4 separate regions of the Homo sapiens genome follow, and regions 1, 3 and 4 are each linked to region 2. Evidence: chromatin contacts called from ENCODE Hi-C or POLR2A ChIA-PET data. All regions are on one chromosome and are shown on one strand. The core of a region is the stretch at or near the end of the contact, and the rest is flanking DNA. Distances in the headings are between cores, read along the strand shown.

What was found. Hi-C counts contacts between places; a loop is a spot of excess contacts on that map. ChIA-PET counts read pairs that join two places held with the same protein, here RNA polymerase II (POLR2A). Pooled maps may share reads with other maps.
Region 1: a loop to region 2 is called in a pooled map, with 16 times the contacts of the local background. The contact joins the enhancer-like site here to the promoter of SCARB1 in region 2. A Hi-C loop is called at or near these places in 5 of 37 single-sample maps with no recorded cell type and 9 of 50 pooled maps. POLR2A ChIA-PET finds 5 or more read pairs at or near these places in 1 of 52 experiments (activated B cell).
Region 3: a map of B cell shows a loop between it and region 2 (6-fold over the local background). The contact joins the enhancer-like site here to the promoter of SCARB1 in region 2. A Hi-C loop is called at or near these places in 1 of 168 maps with a recorded cell type or tissue (B cell) and 6 of 50 pooled maps. POLR2A ChIA-PET finds 5 or more read pairs at or near these places in 1 of 52 experiments (naive thymus-derived CD4-positive, alpha-beta T cell).
Region 4: a pooled map shows a loop between it and region 2 (3-fold over the local background). The contact joins the enhancer-like site here to the promoter of SCARB1 in region 2. A Hi-C loop is called at or near these places in 1 of 37 single-sample maps with no recorded cell type and 2 of 50 pooled maps. POLR2A ChIA-PET finds 5 or more read pairs at or near these places in 2 of 52 experiments (GM12878 and activated CD4-positive, alpha-beta T cell).

Annotation. Positions count from the first base shown.
Region 1 is chr12:124,450,719-124,455,389 of GRCh38, reverse strand. The region is part of intron 8 of NCOR2 (nuclear receptor corepressor 2); the gene reads left to right. Among named protein-coding and RNA genes, the nearest start is that of NCOR2, 110 kb to the left of the region's middle. RefSeq lists enhancers at 2,131-2,190, 1,590-2,428. Within about 2 kb of position 1,834, at least 35 of the 41 ENCODE cell types and tissues checked have a DNase peak (open chromatin) inside an H3K27ac peak, as active enhancers do.
Region 2 is chr12:124,860,400-124,865,113 of GRCh38, reverse strand. It overlaps SCARB1 (scavenger receptor class B member 1), which reads left to right and starts at 1,250. Exons shown (of 13, transcript NM_005505.5): 1 at 1,250-1,519. The coding sequence starts at 1,394. It overlaps LOC105370050 (a long non-coding RNA gene), which reads right to left and starts at 1,052. Exons shown (of 3, transcript XR_945488.3): 1 at 1-1,052. RefSeq lists enhancers at 603-802, 2,896-3,422 and silencers at 1,033-1,712, 2,943-3,072.
Region 3 is chr12:124,387,127-124,392,459 of GRCh38, reverse strand. The region is part of intron 18 of NCOR2 (nuclear receptor corepressor 2); the gene reads left to right. Among named protein-coding and RNA genes, the nearest start is that of MIR6880, 53 kb to the right of the region's middle. RefSeq lists enhancers at 1-507, 1,475-1,654 and a silencer at 3,104-3,173. Within about 2 kb of position 3,044, at least 37 of the 41 ENCODE cell types and tissues checked have a DNase peak (open chromatin) inside an H3K27ac peak, as active enhancers do; they include B cell, where a contact is called at or near this core.
Region 4 is chr12:124,478,813-124,484,135 of GRCh38, reverse strand. It overlaps NCOR2 (nuclear receptor corepressor 2), which reads left to right. Exons shown (of 49, transcript NM_006312.6): 5 at 363-540. Among named protein-coding and RNA genes, the nearest start is that of NCOR2, 86 kb to the left of the region's middle. RefSeq lists enhancers at 1,877-1,966, 1,977-2,166, 3,248-3,755, 3,756-4,265, 4,775-5,284. Within about 2 kb of position 3,580, at least 16 of the 41 ENCODE cell types and tissues checked have a DNase peak (open chromatin) inside an H3K27ac peak, as active enhancers do; they include GM12878, where a contact is called at or near this core.

The DNA of each region.
Region 1 (4,671 bases), core at 585-3,084, 410 kb after region 2:
AGGCACATCCTCGGGCCTGGGCGATCTGGGTGGTGAGCTCTGGCCTAGGGTCGTGCTTCTCTCAGTGGAAGTGATATCTGGGGAAGTTTTCAGCAGCAGCAGCTGCTGCTTGCTTGTTTTTTTGTTTTGTAAACAGCTTTATTGAGGTACAATTCACACGCATGCCATTCACTCAAAGTGTCCAGTTCAGTGGGTTTTAGTGTATTCACAGATGTGTGCAACTGTCACCACGGTCAATTTTAGAACATTCCATCATCTCAAAAAGAAACCCTTCTGTCTCTATGGATTTGCCTATTCTGGACATTTCCTATAAATGGAATCTTGCAATATGTGGTCCTTTGTGTCTGGTTTCTCTCACTCAGCATCATGTTTTCGAGGTTCATCCGTGTCGAGCGTGGGTCGGTCCTTCGTTCCTTTTTGTGGCTGAATCATATTTCACTGTAGGGGTAGGTCACGTGTTGTTTACCCACTCATCAGTCGGTGGACGTGAGATTGTTTGCATATTTGGGGTATTGTGAATAAAGTTGCTGTGAACATTAGTGTGCCGTTTCCATGTGAACGTACGTCTTCATTTCTCCTGGGTGTGTACCTAGGCGTGGAATTGCTAGATCCTCTGTTAACCCTGTTTAGCCCCTTGAGGAACTGCCCAACTGTTTTCCAAAGTGGCCGAAAAGTGGCCGTACCATTTTACATCTCCACCAGTAAGCTGCCTCTTGCCTCGGTTTCTCCTTTTCTGCCAAATAGGGATGGCAGGGTTGGATGAAGTTCCCAAGCATTTCCAGATTTCCGGGTCCTCCCGCTCCCGTTTCCTGATTGGTCCCCGGGGGCCTCCTGGGGGAAAGGGCCTGTGTCTTAGGGCCCGAGGAACACAGGCGAGGAAGCCCCTGTCCGTGGGAGTCTGTGGGCAGATGGGGGTGGGCAGCTGCTGGTGTCAGAAGCTTTGGAACCAGGGACCCCACAGTGAGTCTTCTCTGGTTCTTTGGAGACAAGGGGACGGGGTTGTCTTCCACTTGGGGATCTCAGAGCAGAGGCTTCCACAAGGCTGATGGCACAGGAGGCTAAGATCTAGTGTTTGGACTCTTGAAGGCCCCTGGCTTGGTGCCAGTCAGTGGGGACAGGGAGGACGCCTCACAGAGCTGTTGCCGTCCCATTTTCTGGATGAGGCTCAGTGAGAGGAGTGCCTTGTGCCGGGCCACACAGCAAGAGATGAGGCGTGGAGGTGTGCTGAGCCCCTGGGAGAGCGGCCGGCCAGTTCTGCACAGATCTGCCAGGCCCGAGTGGCCACAGGCATCCTCCAAGCAGAGGCAGCTGCATGGTGCACCCTCTGCAGGGTCCTGTCTACCAACTGGGTGCCAGAAGCCCGGGCCAGGGACGGCCTGAGGTGCTGTGGGTCACAGAGTCCAGTTCCCAGGGTGTCTTCCATCAGAAGCTGCAGTTCCAACGCCCCTCCCCTCGGCAGGGACGGATCCCTGTGGCCTTCCTGGAGGAATTTGCATTGGAAAGGATGAAAATAGCACCAGAGGTGCTAACCAGGGGTCGGGGGCACTGAGATGGTGGGGCACGGCCCCTCCAGCCCAGCTGTGGGGACTGGACCAGGCTGGGAGCGGGCGCAGTGGTGGAGGGCGTGCCCAGCAGCCCCGACCTCTCTGCCGCTTTGAGTCATTGCTTCCTTCCTGTTCCAAGGCGTTATTTTAAGAAGCTGGTGTCACCAGCGGGTTGAGGGCTGGGGCTGTCACTTCATTTATTGCCAGCTCAGGCCGCCTGGGACTCTGGCTCTTCCTGGTGGCCCTGCTGGCTGGCTCAAAGCCCGAGGGGGGCCGCCTCCTCCCTGGCCCCTGCTGGCTTTCTTAGTCACCACCATGCCTCATCTCTGCCTGCGCCCTGCGTCTGGCACCTGCTCCCCTTTGCCCTCTTTCTGCCCTCTGAGTGGCTGTGCCTCTGATTTTAGAGGAGACGGAGGCTGAGCAAGAGAGAGCTGGACCTTGGGGCCTCCTGGGTGCCGCCCCTACCACCCCAGGCTCCACACGCATCTAGGCCTCGATTCCCTCACTGGCGTGAGTCCCCCCAGGGGTCATTTCTCCCGGGAGGATAAGGCCTGGGGGTGAGGGACAGGGGCCAGCCATGCCCCCCAGCCTGTGTGGCTGTGGAGGTGCCTCATGGCCCCATGTGGGGACCCCGGCTAGCCTGGGCTGGGAGCCGCCAGGCCTTTGTGCAGCCCTCTCTGCAGAGGATGAGGGGGATGTTGGGGAGTCCCCTCGGGCCCTGCGTCCCCTCAGCAATGCACCTGCCAGGACATGTCACTGTCCCTCCCTCCCCCCACTCCCTTCTGGGCTTTCCAAGATGGCTGTCCTCAGCCTGTTGCCATGGCGGTGCACGGCATTCCAGGCAGCTCTGGGCCCAGAGCCTCCCCTGGGCTCCTGGGGTTCAGGGGCCTCGGGGAGTGGCTGGTGAGTGCCTCCCAGGGGGGCAGTTCCTGTTTAGAGGCCGCAGCACCCCACAGTATCCTCAGTCCTTCGGGGCCTTCGCCTTGTGGGCCCCTCACCGATGGCCGCCTTGAGAAGCAGGGGCTGTGTCCCTATCTACAGGGCAGGGGAGGAGGCCACCAAGTGGAAGTGGCCTTCCTCCCCTGTGGCTTTGGTGGGTTGGAGGCTGACCGGGCTCTTGCTGCCCCCGGGAGCCGGTCCTGCATTTCTGCACCCGCCCTGTGCCGCAGAAGCACTGTCCCCTCTGCCCACCTCGCCCTCCCAGGGCTGCGTGCTGTGGGCTTCCAGCCCCTTTCTGGCCCCCTTCGGCTGTTTGCTATCTTTAAAACCAAAACAAGACAAACACCAAATTTCACCAAGTCTGAAATTTTCTGGGCTATCCAAAATTTCCGTGAAGTAGGTCCTCTTTGACCTACACCCATATTCCAGATGAGGAAACCGAGGCTGGAGTGTTGAGGGCACTTGTCCAAGCTCACAGCTAGTGAGGGAGGAGGCACCATTTAAATTGGGGCCTATCTGTTTCCAAAACCCGAACCTTTAAGTGATGTCCGCTTGCACCTGGCCTGCATTTGATTGGCATGTGGGGAACATAAAGGAGCCAGTGTGGTTGCCCGGGTTACAGCATGGGCATCTTCACAGGGCCCCTTGCCATTCCTGAGACGAGGATTCGCACCCTCTGCAGGGATGCTGCACTGCACCCCTTCCCTCCACTGGGAAGTTCTGCAGTGAGTCTGACCGTGGGCTCTCTTGTTCCTCTGCCCACTTCTCCCTCTTGTTCAAACTTCCAGGGTCAGGGTGGGGAAACTGCCCTCTGTTCAGGGCTGAGAACCTTGGGAGGGGAGCCTGACCCGGCACGGGGAGAAATGGCCCATGGCAGCTGCAGGATGACATCTCTGTCCCCAGGAGAGTAGCTGAGCAGGAGCCTGGAATTGCCCGAGCCCAGTGGTGAATTCTCTAGGAGGGGATCTGGGGCTACAGGGGGAAAGGCGACATTGTCACCAGCCGAGACTGTCTGTGAGGCTCTGTAGAGCTGCAGAGGCCCTTCCCTGGGGATGGGTGGGCGGGGGTCTGGGTGGCCCACTCTGCCGGCGTCATCAGGAGGTGTGTTCAGCTCTATCCCCAGGGAAGAGACTTGTGTGTCCCTTCTGTCGCTGCAGCCCTGCCCTGAGGCTGCAGGACTCCACGTCTCCATCCTTCCCTGTTCCATCTGATCACTCACACTCTGTACCTGATCTTCCCACCATAGTCACCCATGGCCACCCTGGGAGGCTCCTGCTGTGTGCATGGGTGTGTGAGAGGGAGAGGGACAGGAAGAGAGGGAGACAGACAGACAGAAAGACATACACACACACACACAGAGACTCAGGCAGAGAGGGGAGCAGACTCCTTCCTCCAGCGCTGGGGCTGAGAGGCGGGCTGTCATTCAGGCTCATCTCTTACCAGCTGTGGGCAAATGTTGTAACCTCTTAAGGACTCAATTTTTCTTTCTGTACAGTGGGGGATGATTGTATCAGTTACCCGGTATGGTTACATGGCTACTGCTGGGGAACAAAGCAGCCCCACATTTAGAGGCTTGAAGCAGCAACTGTTCACTGTTTCTCACCTGTCTGGAAGGCAGCTGAGCATTTCTGCTGGTGTGGGCTCAGCTCTTGCACCTCCGTGGCCAGCGAGGGAGTCGGGGGGCCGGCGTTGTAGATCAGCCCAGGCTGGGTTGCACCACGCTGCTCCTTGCCTCTCTGCCCGCTTCCTGCAGGCCAGGCTAGGCTCATTCTCTTGACAGAAACAGCAGAAATGCGAACTCGCATCTTCAAGCCTCTGCTTTTGCTAAGTGTGCAGCAATTCCACTGGCCACAGCAAGGTCATGGGTGGTTACAGGGAGGCGTGAAAGGTGGGTGCCATTAGCACAGCCACTGCTCCCTGATGGCGGCAATGTGACTGGCACCTCTGGGCACTTCAGCCTGCAGGTACCAGCCTGAGAGCTTAGCATGCACTGTCTCGTTTGATCTTCACAAAATCCTATGAGTTTAACCCCATTTTATAGATGAGGAGAAATGGAGGCACAGATGGAATAAGTAACTTCCCAGGGAGACCCAGCTAGAAAGTATCAGAACCGGGACTTGAACCTAGGCTGTGCCCTTGGTTGCTAAGCAAGGTTCTTCCATCTGGGAGGGGACACGTGGCAGCTGGC
Region 2 (4,714 bases), core at 1-2,500:
CTTTTTCTTTTTCTTTTCTTTTTTTTTTTTTTTGAGATGGAGTTTCGCTCTTGTTGCCCAGGCTGGAGTGCAATGGCGCTATCTCGGCTCGCCACAACCTCCGCCTCCCGGGTTCAAGCGATTCTCCTGCCTCAGCCTCCCGAGTAGCTGAGATTACAGGCATGCGCCACTACGCCTGGCTAATTTTGTATTGTTAGTAGAGACGGGGTTTCGCCATGTTGGTCAGGCTGGTCTCCAACTCCCGACCTCAGGTGATCCATGAAGTCCACCCGCCTCGGCCTCCCAAAGTGCTGGGATTACAGGCGTGAGCCACCTCCCAGTTTTCTTATTGTAAAATGGAGCCATTGTGTGCAAAGCACTCAGGACAGGGGCCAGCACCTAGAAGGCTCCTCAGTCATTCATTCTAGAATATTTACTGTGAGCAGGCATTCCCTGCCAGGCCACGTTCTAGAGCTCAGGACGCGTGGGGGGGGGGGCCCGCCTCACGGGTTGGCATCCCAGTTGGAGCACATGGTCAGAATGCAAGGACGCAAATGAACGTGAACCTGCCAGGGGGTGCTCAGTCATAGGGTGATGGTGGCACCAGCGTTACGAAGGATAGGGCCAGGCGGATACCTGGGAGAACAGAATTGCCTGTGCAGGGTGTATGGAGGCCCTGGGGCTGGAGCCTGCGGGGCTTCTTCCAGGGACAGTGAGGCTGGAGATGGACTGCGGAGATGAGGGTCTAGAAGGTGGTGGCGGGGCATGTGGACCGTTGTAAGGGCTCTGGGGTTCCTGGGTGGGCTGGCGAAGTCCTACTCACAGTGACCAACCATGATGATGGTCCCGATAGAGGAGGAGAGGGAGGAGGAGGGAAAAGGAAGGGTGAGGGGCTCAGAGGGGAGAGCTGGGAGGAGGGGAGACATAGGTGGGGGAAGGGGTAGGAGAAAGGGGAAGGGAGCAAGAGGGTGAGGGGCACCAGGCCCCATAGACGTTTTGGCTCAGCGGCCACGAGGCCTCCTCAGCTCCCGCCCCAAAACGGAAGCGAGGCCGTGGGGGCAGCGGCAGCATGGCGGGGCTTGTCTTGGCGGCCATGGCCCCGCCCCCTGCCCGTCCGATCAGCGCCCCGCCCCGTCCCCGCCCCGACCCCGCCCCGGGCCCGCTCAGGCCCCGCCCCTGCCGCCGGAATCCTGAAGCCCAAGGCTGCCCGGGGGCGGTCCGGCGGCGCCGGCGATGGGGCATAAAACCACTGGCCACCTGCCGGGCTGCTCCTGCGTGCGCTGCCGTCCCGGATCCACCGTGCCTCTGCGGCCTGCGTGCCCGGAGTCCCCGCCTGTGTCGTCTCTGTCGCCGTCCCCGTCTCCTGCCAGGCGCGGAGCCCTGCGAGCCGCGGGTGGGCCCCAGGCGCGCAGACATGGGCTGCTCCGCCAAAGCGCGCTGGGCTGCCGGGGCGCTGGGCGTCGCGGGGCTACTGTGCGCTGTGCTGGGCGCTGTCATGATCGTGATGGTGCCGTCGCTCATCAAGCAGCAGGTCCTTAAGGTGGGTGAGGGAGACCCCAGGGGGTCCGCGCACGGACCCGGGCTGTTGGGCGCTGGGCGCCGGGAGGACCCGCGCGTTGCGGTGGGTGGGCGACCGCAGCGGAATCGGCGCCCGGGCCTGGCGCCGCAGAGCACGAGGGAGGCCAGGCGCTTCGGGAGGGGCTGCTGCCCGCCTCCCCACCACCCTCACCGCCCCAGACTGAGGCTAGGGGGGAACCCAGGGGCTTTGCTGGAGGCGCAGGCCAGGGTTGGGGAGGCCTGGACGGGAGACCACCCGGGCGCCTGACCCGCCCTAAAGGGTCTGGGCGCCCACGACGGATCAGGAGTGTGGACAGGTTGCTTCCGTGGTGCCGCCCGAAGGAGCCCAAGAGTGTGTGAACGTCTGCTTTCACAGCAGCCGGTAGCAGGGTCCGGTAAAATTAGAGCTGCACTTTGCTTGTATCCTGTGAGCCCAGGAGGACAGGAACCTTCTGTGAGACCCACGTGGGTGCCCAGCTCACATGGTAGGTGCTCAGCTGAGCATCCTCCACTGCCCAGAATCTCCCCATAGGAACCCTCTCCCAGAGGCAGAATGCGCGACTCTGTTCTCCCTGCTCACTGCCTCCATGATTCAGTCTGGAAACTATAAGCCGCTTTTCTCCCCAGATTCATGCAGAGGCAGGCAGCAGCCCAAGGTCCTCTGAGTGCACGCAGCCTTAGGTCTTTCCTCTGATCCTAACTTTGCATACCATTGCCCTTTCAACCAGGGAGACAGATTAGGCGGTCAGCTGGTCTGCAGACGGACAGACTCTGCCCTGGGTGCCTGGGTGGCCTGTTTGAATGAGCCTGGAGTTAGGGAAGGGCTGGGAGATTGCAGAGTATCACATTTGAACTAAAAGCCATTTAGAGTTTTGAAGCCCTGGGAACCCACACATGCAGTGGCGGGGAGGGGAAACTGGGGCTCACTCTTATCAAAGTTCTAGCCAGATGCAGAGCTGGGGTGAAGATGTGGACATTGTCACTCTAATGGACGTCTTTTCCCCTTGGCCTGCCTCTTTGGACTGGGTTTCTTAAGAATGGTTCCTTGTCCACATTTCATGTCTGTTCCCTCATTCACAGAGCGAATGAATGAGTGAATGAATGAAGGATCTGCTTAGATCTGGCTGCCACACTTCTTGGGACCCAGCTAGCTGGCCTTAAAGATGGAGCAACATATGGTCTCTCTCAAGGTCTCTGGGTGAGCAGTTGTCTAGGGCATCTTAGCCACGTTGTGTCTATTTTTGATTTTTCAAATCTTGTCCCGCCAAAGCCTGTAATCTGACTGCAAAGAGGTCCCGGTGGATGGTGACACTGTCTCTGGGGATGGCAGGAAAATCAGCAGAATGGCCTCTTCTCCCCCATGACAGCTCAGAGGCTTTCTCTGTTACACTGAGGGAGCTTTATTTTTCTGTGGCCTACTCATACTGAAACGTGTGTGTCAGTGACAGCCTTGTGGCTGCTGCAGTGCCAGGACCCCACTGTGTGTATGCAGGGTCCCTAGAGGGGCTATCACTCAGGCAGTTCAAGCATGTGACCCTGTGCTGTGAGTGAGCACCTGGTCTCTTGCTATGGGAGTGTGGGGACTTATGCCAGGTAAAGAGTCTTGCCAACTCAGTTATTCGGGGGCTTATTTCAAGGTGTTTTCTTTCTCAGGATGTCATCAGGTTAAGTATGTCAGTAGGATGTGTGTGTGTGTGTGTGCACCACACATGCATGCACCACCAAATTTCCCCACTCCTCTCCTGGGCTTCTAAAGAGGAAAACCACATTGTCCTCAATTGTCCTGGAGCTAGGAGCATCTGGCTTAAAGTTGAACAGGAGCCTCCCAGCATCCTTCTGTGGATATCCCAAAGGCGATTGGTTTGGGGCCGAGTGGTGTGAAGGCAGGAAGACACGCCCAGCCCAAGACGGCCACTTCTGGAACCGCCCAGGCTGGAGCAGCGGCCAAGTGCCTTAGCATGGAAGAAGAGAGCCTGTGTTCAGGGGACCAGGCGGGTGAGACACACGCATAAGCAGGGACTGCCCGCTGGTGTTTTCTTTGGCTACATGAGTCTGTGTGCAACTTGAATGGGAGGCCTTGTGCTTTTATTTTTTTTTTTTAATGTGCTTTTTGGTTAACAACAGAAGTCCCTACAGTTGGCCCTCTGTGTCTGCAGGTTCTGCATCCGTGGATTCAATCAACTGCAGATGAAAAGTTTTCAGAAAAAATCCCCCCAAAATAACAATACAACTAAAAAAAGACATAAAAACAATACTGTATAACAACTATTGACATAGCATTTACATCGTATTAGGTATTATAAGTAACCTAGAGATGATTTAAAGAATACGGGAGGATGCGCATAGGTGATATGCAAATACCACAGCATTTTATGTCGGGGACTTGAGCATCTGCAGATCTTGGTATCTATGGGGGTCCTGAAACCAATTCCCCTCTGACATTGAGGGACGACTTTATATAAAATATATGAATACTTGCTCGTAAAAAAAAGTTCAAATGGAGGAAAAGAGAGAAAGTTTCCCCCATTTTATTCCCCTCCTGAGCTATTATCACCATCATTGATGTGGATCTTTCTAGACCCTTTTCTGTGTACCAGGAGCCTGTATGTATACATATTAATATATATTTTACATAACTTGAACTAAGTGTAGGTGAACTTGAACATGTATAATTATCTTGCAATTTGTTTTTCAATTCAAAGATACCAGCTGAAAAATTTTCCATGTCTCAGCAATAAGTCTACCCCGCGTTTTCCTTCATCACTGCTGGTATTCCTTTGAATGGTTATAGACTTGTTTACCTGTTTCTCCATTGACTGATCATTTTCTCTGTCACAAATGACAGCGATATCCCGACACATCCCTCTTCGTGTGGTTCATGAACATTTCCATAGGGTGGATTTCTAGAAGTGGGGCCTTGGGAGCAGGTGTGCTCAGTTTGAGTTTTGATGATTACGGCCAAATTGCCCTTCTGCACAGCTCTGTTGCTGCATCCACCCACAAGGTATGGGACTGTGCTACTTCCCCTATCTCTGCCATCACTGGTAATTACTGATTTATCATTACCATTTTTTGGTAGCCAAGTTCCCGTGTGTCTCTGGTCCTCCAAGGAAGGCCCAGCTGGTGGACATGGGGGAGAGGCCCCTCACTGCAGCTGGGCTGCAAAAAAGGGATGCTC
Region 3 (5,333 bases), core at 1,795-4,294, 470 kb after region 2:
TGCCTCGGGGCTCGCGTCCAAGGAGACTGTCACCACGTGTGGTCTGGAGAGAGACCACTAGGGAGGGTGCATGTCTGGGGCTGGTTGGCCTCCCGGCCGGATATGTGAGAAACAGTCTGTTGTGATGGTTTGGAGGGAGGAAAAAATTGGGGTTTCTGCAGGAACTTGGGGTACAGCCAGACACAGGGGCAGGGTCTGGACCACACTCTTGCTCCTGTCAGCACCCTTGAAGATGAAATCAGGCATCAACAAGCCCCCCTTCCCTCCTAGGGGAGACCCATGAATCCGCATCCACATGGCTCCTGACTCAGGGAAGGAGCACCTGGCGGTCGATGCGGTAGTAATGATGCCTGTCGTCACGTGGCGTGGCTGGTGCTCACGAACAAGGCAGGCCCTCCACACGCGTGTGTACACACGCACGCATACACACGACTTCTGCTTTGCACAGGAGAAGACCAAGGCCAGAGGGAGAGCCAGTGCTCACCCAGCCCACTGCGGTGGACACAGGGCATGGGGTGGTCTGTCTGACCCCCCAGGCTGGCTTCCAACTTTGCTCTGCTCTGTAGGAAAACGTGACATTGAAAGGTGTAACGTGGCACTTCCGGAAATGGTAGGCGAGACAGCGCCAGGTCGTATGCAGGTGACTTTATTTCATCTTAATGAGTCTGGGTTTTTTTGAGAGCTGGGAGAAGACGTAGCTTTTTCACATCGTACCTATGATTTACGGGTATAATTGCTGATGCGGAGGCTAAGGCAGATAGCGAGGCTGATTTTTGAAAGAGTAGATGGAGAGAAAAGAGTGGGGAGGTGCAAGTCCAGGTGTGATGTTATCCAGCCAACATCCTGATAGGATTTCAGGATGGCAGGAGTTCGGGAAGTCCTGACAAGACACGCAGGAGTGCCCGGCCTGTCAAGGGTGTCAATGCGGAGGCACCGTCCCTGTGGAACCCCCCCCCCGCCAGGGCTTGGGGTTTCTGAAATGAGGAAGTGGCATGACTCAGGCCCAAGACGGCTGGGTTCTTTTCCTCCCAACTTTGATAGGGTTTTAGGCAGAGCATGCTGAGTTTCTCGGGGAAAATGGCAGGTGGGGGGCGGTGGTCGATGCACCCCTCTGGCAGGCAGCCTGTGAGTCTTCATGGAAGGGGTGGGAAACGTCAAGGCTGGAGGTGACTGGCTGGGGTGGGGAGAGCGAGTGTGTTTCCAGGGTTGGGGGCTGACTTCCAGAGAAAACAGCTGCAACATCCCCAGATGCAGGTGGGCGGTGGTGTGGTCCCCTCGGAGTCCTAGCTGTGGATGCAGGTTTGCAGACCCTTGGAGAAAAGCAGCTTGGAGGCATCTGAGCGGCAGCACAGGCCTCCCTGAGGGCCAGAGCACCTGAGCCGAGGAGGCTGAGTCCTGGCCCCCACAAGAACAGCTCGTCATGGGCCCGCGGATGGCATGTGGGACGCTGCCCCATGGGTGCCCAGAGGAGGATTAGCCCAGCGGGGCCCCAAGCACCCACTCCCGTGGCCGCCGGGCCCCTGCGCCTGGCTCTCCACTCGGCGTCTGTGACTCAGACCTCCTGGCTGGACTTCCTGTCTTGGTCAATTTCACTTCCTAGTTCCTGCCTCCTGACTCTTCAGAACGAAACTCCTTCCTTAGAAATTAGAAGTGGGGTCGGGGAATCCAGACCACAGGGCATGGTGGCAGAATCTGCCATCTCCGCCCTGGCACAGAGTGTTGGGGGCGTGTGCCTGGATGTCAAGGGGGATACCCCAGCCTCTTTTGGGAGGGTTCGGGGCCCCCTGCAGAGCTAAACGCACAGCCCCCTCTTCCTTTGCAAGCTCCTTACCAGGGACCCAGACGGGTGGCAGAGATGCCCAGGGTGCTCAGCAGGCCCCGGACACCTGCCGATGAGCAGTGGGACGAGGGAGCTAATTTCAGAGGCGGTGAAAGCTATGAAGATGATCAAACCCTGGGATGGCAGGGCGACGGGGGGGGGTCACTTTGGAGGGGCGGGCAAGGAAGGCTTCTCTGAGGAGCCATCACTTGAGCCAAGACCAGAGGGAAGACAAGGCACATCTGTGAGAAAACCCGTGGAGGCAGCAGGAGCAGCTGGTGCAAAGGCCCTGGGGCACACACGAGTGACCCAGAGAGAGGCTGGGCGGGTTCATGGAGCTGGCTCCTAAGGGTCACCTGGGCCGTGCTAGGGCCTTTGGATTTTATTCCAAGAGCTTCATGTGGTCACTGGAAGATTTTAAGCAGAGGAGTGATTTCACGGGGTTGGCATCCTTAAAAGTGCACTGAGACCTCCCCTGCAGAGGGCAGAGGGCAGGACTCAGGTGGAGAGGCCCAGATCCCTGATGTGGTTGAGGTTTGTTGCCCTCCCCTGGCATCGTGCCCCAGGACGAGGGCTGGGGGTGCAGGGACATTCCAGAGACGCCTTCTGCTCCCCAGATTTTTAGGGGGCAGGATGGAAGGGCTGGGAGTTAAAGGGAAAAGCAGGTTAATGATCCCAGAGTCAGGGAAGTCGGTCGTGACCTGAATCTAGGATCCAAAGTTCAGCTCAGTTAACTTTCAACCTTCTGGGTGGCTCCCCGGCATTTCCCACAGTGTTCCTTCACGGCTGCAGGGGCTCTCGGAGGAGGACGAAAGGGGCAGCTGTGGTCCCGAGACCCCCCCAGCAGCAGAGGGCTCTTTGGGGACCCCAAATCCCCAAACCCTTCCCCCTCCCCTAAATGGTTGGCGGTCTCATGTGCACCCTGCAAAGGCTCCTCAAATCCCGGGATCCCTCCGGAATGCGAGGCTAGCCCTGCCCACCCACAGTCCCCGACAGAGGGCTCGGTCAGCCTCGGCAGCATCAGGCCAGGCAGGGGGCAGAGCTCAGGTGGAACTGACACGGAGGGTGGGGGGACGGGCGGCGGGGGATGATGGCGGAAGAAGCTGTTTGCTCCCTGTCTGCCGGGGGTGGAGAAGCTCTGTTTTTCTGGAACCCTCATCTGTTCTTACCACTGCTGACGCCGCCACCGCCGCGGATGGGGAGAGAGGGAGGGGGAGCCAGTGCCAAGTTGGCCCGCCCCTTGTGAACCTGGGCCTCTGCCACGCTCCCCCGCCCGCCTGCCCGCCCGCCGCGAGCCTCCGTCTGGAGGTCACATTCAGTCCTGCCGCGTCTCGCTGGGTCAGGCAGCAAGAAGATCAGAGCTGAGCCCGGCTGCGGGGGACACGGCTGCCCTGCTGGGCCTGGGTCCTTGGATTTTGCCCGGCCCGGGGGTCTGTGGGCTCTGGCCGGCATTGCTCGCTGAGCGTCCGCACTGGGCACATTGGTGCTGGAGGAGCTCGGCACGCTGCGCCCCGGTGATACCTGGCCCAGGGGCATCCCACACGCACCACTGACAACTTCCCGCCACCCACCACCCTCGGGGAAGGGCACCTCGCGCGCCCACAGCGGCTTGGGGACGGCGTCAGAGGTGGCAGCGGCCGCTGGAGGAGCCCCGGGCCACCACAGGCAGGCGGACTTGTGAGGAGCTGCCTCCCGCCCGCCCCTCTCGAGCCAGCCTCCGCCCGCCGCGTCCCTCCCTCCCTCGCTCCCTCCCTCCCTCCCTCCCTCCCTCCCTCACCGTGGGACGGAGAAGGATGTGAGGCTGAGCTGAGCCGCCAGCAGACGCCAACCAGCAGCCTCGCAGAGCCGACCGCGGCCGCCCAGCCTGCCGGCCCACTTCGGCCCGCTCCCTGGGGCATCTTCCCAGCCCTATGTTTCCGGAAAACTTGGCCGAGGGGGAGACGCGAATGAGAGGATGTGAGTGAGTGGTCCTGGGGAGGGGATGGGGGACTGCGGGTGCAGGGACAGGGACCGCAACGTGGCCATCTGGGATTTGAGGCTGGGCAGCTGGGGAGTCGGAGTTCTGGGCCCCTGGAGTGGATGGGGGTCCCAGCCCATCCTTTCCCCCATGCCCTCTCCTCTCTCTCCCTGCTGGGCTGAAGCTCTCCTGGAAGCAGGGGTGGGACCTGGATCTGTGCCTGGGAAGGTCTGTGATGCTGTGTGCACAGGGGGTCTCTCCAAGTGGACGGGGGCTTCAAGCTGGGTCTGGCGGGGTGGTCTCCAAGGCACGGTAGGGTAGAAAGTCTTTCTCTCCGTGCCTGGCAGCCTCTGCCTGGGCTTCCCAGAACAGGAACCAGAGGAAGCCAGTGCCAGCCTGCCCCTACCCCGCAGCCCTGGCCGGCACTAATGGGACACCCACTCTGGCTCCTCACACGGCAGTTAAGGAAACTGAGGCCGGAGAGCAGAAGGGCTGGCCAAGACTGCTAGCGAGCTCTGGCCAGGCGCCTGGATGACTCTGCCCAGCTCCTTTGGGAGCCGTATGTTTTCAGGAAGGGCTGGGTGACCCCCACCCCCACCTCCATCCCCTCTCCTCTGCCCTCAACCCACTCCCACTGCCCCCATGATCGGAGTTAATTAGGGTCCCCAGCCCCCAGCCAGGCTCCTAGCTACCTCCTTATTTATTGACTGAGTTTGGAAATGTCAACCTCCCCAGTGTTGTTGGGCCACCCTCACCCCACCCCCTGAGCTCTCCATGCCCACCCCACCCAGCAGGCCCAGATGGGAGACCCGCCCCCTCTCGCCCTCTCCCACCCGGGTGCCGGGTCTGTGATCCCTCTGGCCCGGTGTGTTTGCCTGGGCTCTCTTGGCCCCGGCTGGGGAAATATAAATAAACGCGCGGCCCTGTCCGCCAGGTTCTGGAAGTGGCAGCTGCTGCTGGCGCGGGCGGAGGGAAAGGTCAGGGGCCGGGTGCCACTTGATCCCACGCCCCGGCCCTCCCCTTCTGCGCCTGTCCTTGAGGAACCCTGAGGAGCGGGCTGTGAGGCCACGTGGCTCCCAGGGCCACGGCAGGCGAACAGGTGGCCTGTCAGTCAGTGCCACCCCCACGCCACGGGGGCCAGAGGACCCGGAGGGCAGGAAGTCTGGGGCCCCACGCCCGCGTTGCCCCCCTTGGCTGGTCCTCTAAGCTTGGGTGAGTTGGCGGGACCCTCTGAACCGAGATTTCCCCCTCCTGGGGATGGGAAAATGGTCACAGCCATGACAGCAAGGATGAGACGGAACCAAGTCTTTGAAGGGCTTTGCAAACTCTGTGTGTCAGTTAGCCGTGCCACGGGCTGATGTGTTGATGTTTCTGCTGCTGTTGTTTTATTTGCATTAGAGCCTTGTGTGTAGCAGGCAGGCAGCCAGCACGTGGGTGGGTGGGTGGGTGGATGAATGAATGAATGAATGAATGAATGAATGAATGAAAATACCAACACAGACGGCTGCCCCTCAGCTCCCCAACCTCTGAACAATTTTAGCTGGAGCTTGGCTTGCA
Region 4 (5,323 bases), core at 2,331-4,830, 380 kb after region 2:
AGTCTGACTCAGTAGGCCTCAGATGGTACTGGAGATTCTGCATTGTAGCCAGCCCCAGGTGGGGACGGTGGGGTGGTCCGTAGCAAGGGAGGGGCAGTCACTCTGGGGTGTTCCAGTGCCACCGTAGCACACTCCCTCCCTGTAAATGTCCTCGGTGAATGTGGACCTGAAGGAAGGCAGCGCTGCATTGGAGTCCTGCCCTGCTGTGGGACCGTGGGAGGTGGGCTCCTGTGAGCACCTTCCTGGCAGGATCATACAGAGCACGGCGCGCAGTAGATGCTCGGCGCAGAGGGTGGTCGGGGCCTCGGGAGTTCTCAGAGCCGCAATCTCCTATGTGACGTTGGATGCCTCACCTCCTGCAGGTCCCAGGAGCTCCACCTGCGGCCAGAGTCCCACTCATACCTGCCCGAGCTGGGGAAGTCAGAGATGGAGTTCATTGAAAGCAAGCGCCCTCGGCTAGAGCTGCTGCCTGACCCCCTGCTGCGACCGTCACCCCTGCTGGCCACGGGCCAGCCTGCGGGATCTGAAGACCTCACCAAGGTAAGCCTGGGCCCCCAGCTGGGAGCTCCTCTCCCGCTTGAGGTTCTGCTGCTGGTTGGGCTGGGTGGGAGGTGGTGGGTAGGGGTGCAGGGAGGGGGCAGCTCGGGCAAAGGCTTGGAGGTGGGCCAAGCACCGGGTGCACAGAGCTGGGTGGCAGGAAGAGGGCAGGCGCTGGGTCTCTGGAGGTGCCAGAGTGTGGGAAGAAGTGGGGAAGGTGTTCCAGGTGGGCAGAGCAGCAAGTGCAAAGGCCCTGGGGCAGGAATAGGCTTGTGGTCACGGGGTAGCTGGCGTGAGGGAGGGGAGAGCTGGGATGGGAGGGCCTGGGGTGCCGTGGAGCAGAGAGCTGCCATTCGATGGGGGTCAGGACCGTCCTGTGGTCGGTGGGCAGCTTTCAGCACATTCTGAGAGCTTCCTCGAGGGTGGGTTGTTTGGTTCCATGCTTGCTTGGAACAGGGGGCTCAGTGACCCCTGCCTCGAGCCCTGCACAGCAGGCAGCCCCCTGGGCCTTGAACCCCGGCCCGCGAGGTGGACAGCTCAGGGCTCTGCCAGGCACCTGAGGCTTCTGGATTCTTAAGGGTCAGGGAGGGGAGACTCCAGAGTCCCGCAAAGTGAGATGAGACAGAGTTGGCTCAGCACTAAAGGGGCGGTGCTTGGTTAGGACATGGCCTGGACCCCTAGAATGACAAAGCCGCCTTCTACTGCCCAGTCTGGCTGCTCCTTGGGCCACCGTGTGGCACTGGGCTAGCGTGGGTTGAGTCTGCAGCCACCCAGGCCTGAGGGACCACGGATGCACTTTGGGCAGGGGAGCCAGACAACTTCAGGCTCGTCTGCATCTCCATGGGGGGCTGCCTGGCATTGCAGGTGGGCCCAGGCCTCACCTGGGCACACTCACTTATCCCAGGGCCCTCCGTCCATCTGCCCTCAGGTGACCCAGGTGCGATTTCCACCACCCCCACCTCCACAGCTGTGCTGCCTTTGTGCCTCTCTGATCCCCATTTCTTCCTCACTGATCTGGGACCTTGTGGGCAGGGTGTCACCTGGTCATGTGGGTAGAGGGCTCGGCTGTGGGCCCCATGCGTGGGAACTATTTGGCACCCGTGAGCCGGCATGGGTGGTGGTCTGGCTGCGGGGCCAGGCCACCTGGGCCAGACTCGGCCTTCTCTCGGGGAGAGAGGATACCTGCGTGGAACCTGGGATATCCCTGGGGTGGGCTTGGGCTGGCAGGAGGTGGGGGTGCCGTCCTGGGGCTGGGATGGCTGGGCTTCCCCTCCTGCTCTGAGTGGCTGTGGCCCCGACACCTGCACACCTGCCAGATACCCACAGGGCTGCCTCTGGGGCCAGGGGAGGGAGGGGCTGGGGTGTCTGTGTGGTCGTTGGCTGGCTTGGCCTCCCTGCCACTGGGGCAGTCCCCGCCTCACCAAGTTGTCACAGGAAAGTGGAGGTCAGTTAATGAACTCCTAGCCAACAGACCACATGCGCCTGAGAGCCCACTCAGGAACCTCCCCCGGCGGATGCAGCTGTGTTCTTGTTGGCACTCAGGGACTCCACCCTGGCCACCTCCCTGCTCTCCTGCGTACTTCCAGTCCATCAGCAAATCCTGACACCTCTGCCCTAAAATATCTCAATTCCAGCCTTCTGCCCACACCTGAGGCAACCCCCGGCCTGAGCTCGTCATTGCTCTCCAGTAACTTTGCAGTAGCCTCCTCCTGGGTCTCCCTGCTCCTGCCTCCCTCTACTCCCTTCAGTTTATCTTCCAAGCAGCAGCCAGAGGGCTCTTATAAAGGCAGACGACTGCATCCCCCTGTGTGTTCCCCCCTGTGCTCCAAACCATCCATGGCTCCTGTCTCAAGCAGGAAAAAGCCAAAATCCTTGCCATGGGCTGCAGGTCCGGCGTGATCCAGCCCCGTCACCTCCCTGACCTCATCTCCCTGCAGCAGCCCTCTCAACCGCTCACGTACAGCCTCCCAGGCCACCCTGGAGTTCCTCAAACACGCCAGGCACATTCCCACCTGGGGACCTTTGCACCGGCTGTGCCCTCCGCAGGAGCGCCCTCCCCCAGGCACATTCCTCTTTCCTCGCTCCTTCCAGCCCTGGCTGCCCTCCAGGGCCTGCATGGCAGGGGAGACCTGTGGCTAGCCCTGTGGGGACTCTCGAGGCCACTCATGGCTGAGGCTGCAGCCCCACCACGTCCTCCTGGGGTGTGAGATTCAGCCACAGGGGCCCTGCCGGCCTTGAAGGGGGTCTCTGTGGCCTGGGGCTTGGGCCGCCTGCACTTGGGTCTGGGCTTGGGACTGGTGTCGATGCCAGTTCCTCTCGGGCACTGCCCCCTCGGGTACCCCAGCCAGCATCCCTGCCCCGACGCCCAACCCTTCCAGCACATCCTTCCTGCCCTTCCTCCCCTTCCTTCTCTCCTTCTACACCTTCCTCCCTCCTTCTTCCTCCCTCTCTTTCTTTCCACCCAAACAGCCCCCCTGTCCTGCTCACTCCCCTTCACCCCCTGCTTCCTCAGCTCCTGCCATCTCTCCCTGCTCATCCCCTGGGGCAACCTCCCTACCACAGAGCCACTCCCAGCCACCACCCAGCGCCACCCAGCCCATCTGCCTGCGGCCATCTGTCCTTGCCTTCATTACCTGCCCCTCCCCCTCACCTCCCAGCCGCCCCTCACCCATGGGTTCTGCCTGCCATCATCTCCCACCAGTGGCCTTGCCCCTCCCCCATCCACTCACCTCCCCCATTCCCTTGCTCCCCCACCCCCTACCCCCATCCGCTCCCCCTCCTTCCCCCACTCGCCTGGAGTCCAGGGTCCTGTGAGCCCAGTCAGCCCTTGCAGGAACTCACAACTCACAGCCGGACAAGGGCGCCTGGGGGTGCTTGGCCCGTGGCCATTTCTTGGCTGGAGAACGACACCTCCCACGTGTGTGTCCAGCCTGGGGCCTGCCACGCCTCCAGTGCCCTCCACAGCCCTTTGATTTCACTCCTCTTTGAAACAGAAAGTGGAACCTAGACGGTGGCGGTGGTGAGGATGTGCACAGATTAAGCACCTGTGGTTTGCTGCTGTGGGAGTTTGCTGTGGTTTCAGTAAAGCTCAGGACATACCAGGCTGGAGGCTTGTTCTCTCTCCAGCTTCCACAGAGGATGCCGATGGCAGGGCTGGTGGGGGAATCGCAGGCAGTGTCCCCAGAGGCTTCAGTCCCCCAGGGTCACTCAGCCACCCAGCTGTGTCTGACTGCCCAGGCCAGGGTGGGGCTGTGGCCAGGTGGCATCCTAATCCTTGTTGTAGCCTGGTGCCCGGCCAGCTGTGACACGGGCCCCTCCCTGCACAGCCCTGGGGCACCCTAAGCTCCTTAGCAGCCTCAGGGCAAAGGCCATCCTCCTCCTGCAGCGGGAGTAGGGGTGGGCGGTGGGGACTGGGAGACAGCCCCGGGGAGGGAAGTGGCCACTCAGGCCTACAGGGTCCCCTTTTCTGCCCAGTGCGGCCGGATTGGATTGAATGGTTGACCCCTAGGGTGAGGCACCTCCTTTATCAGGAGGCTGGCACGCAGGAGGCATTCACGCAGTGGTAAGAATGCTGCAGTGATGGCGGGTGCCATTAAGTGAGCGCCGACTGCCTGCCACGTGCCAAGTCATGCCCAGCCAGTGTCATTCCCTGATCTCTTCCCAGCCCAAGGAGGCTGGGTCTGTGACCCCCTTTTGTAGACGGCCCCAGGCTGAGCGAGCTGGACGTGGGGGAACGGGATTCAGGCCCAGGCAGCTGGGAGTGCACCCCATGCCTGCCTCCAGGTTGACCTGCTGCTGTGGGTCTCCCCTCTGGTCTCCCTGGTGGGGTGCCCTCCTCCCTCTGCCTGGCATCCCCCATTAGCACTGGAATCTGCTTTCTCCTCTTTTGTTTTGTTTTGTTGTTACAGAAGGCAGGAGAGAATTTTAGCTCAGCCTCCTGGGAGAGATGTTTCCATTTGAACAACTCCCCTGAAGTGGGGCCTGGATGGATAGCAGGCCAGGGTGTGTGTGTGCATGCGCGCGCGCGTGCGTGTGTGTGCGCGTTTGTGTGTGGGTGCGGGTGTGTGTGTGCGTGTGCGCGCATGTGCGTGTGTATGCGCGCATGTGCCTGTGTGTGTCCCTGCGTGTTTGTGTGTGTGTGTGTATGCGTGTGTGCACACATGTGCCTGTGTGCGTGCATGTACCTGTGTGTGCGTGCGTGTGTCCATGCGTGTTTGTGTGTGTGCGTGAGTGTGCATGTGTTGCACGTGTGTATGTGTGTTTGTGTGCGCACGTGTGTGCATGTGTCCGTGCATGTGCGTGAGTGTGCATGTGTGTATATGCATGTGTGCGTGTGTTTGTGTGTGCGTGTGTGTGCATGTGCACGTGTGTGTGCATGTGTTTGTGCGCAGGCAGCTCAGGGCCCAGCCTTGGAGGGTGACCAACCCCTGAGTGGGCAGTTGTCCCCCAGGTGCGCGTTTTGTCTCTGCGCAGAGAGCAGGCCCGAGGGGTGAGTTGCTGCCTGCCCGCCTCTCCAGCACGTCCGTGCGCTCTGGCCTGTGGGTTCTGGAGGGTCTCCATCCCTTACCGTTGCTCTGTGGGTTCTAGAGGGTCTCCGTCCCTTACCGTTGCTCTGTGGTTCTTTCTGCCTGCCTGGCTTTCCCTCTTCTTGTCAGGAATGCCTCTGCCTGTGGTGCGCCCTCTGGGATCTCTCTTAGTCTCTGTGTCTGTCTCTGTCTGTGTCTCTGCCTCTCCATCTCTTTCTCTTTGTGTCCCTCTATCTCTATCTCTTTCTGTTTGTGTGTGT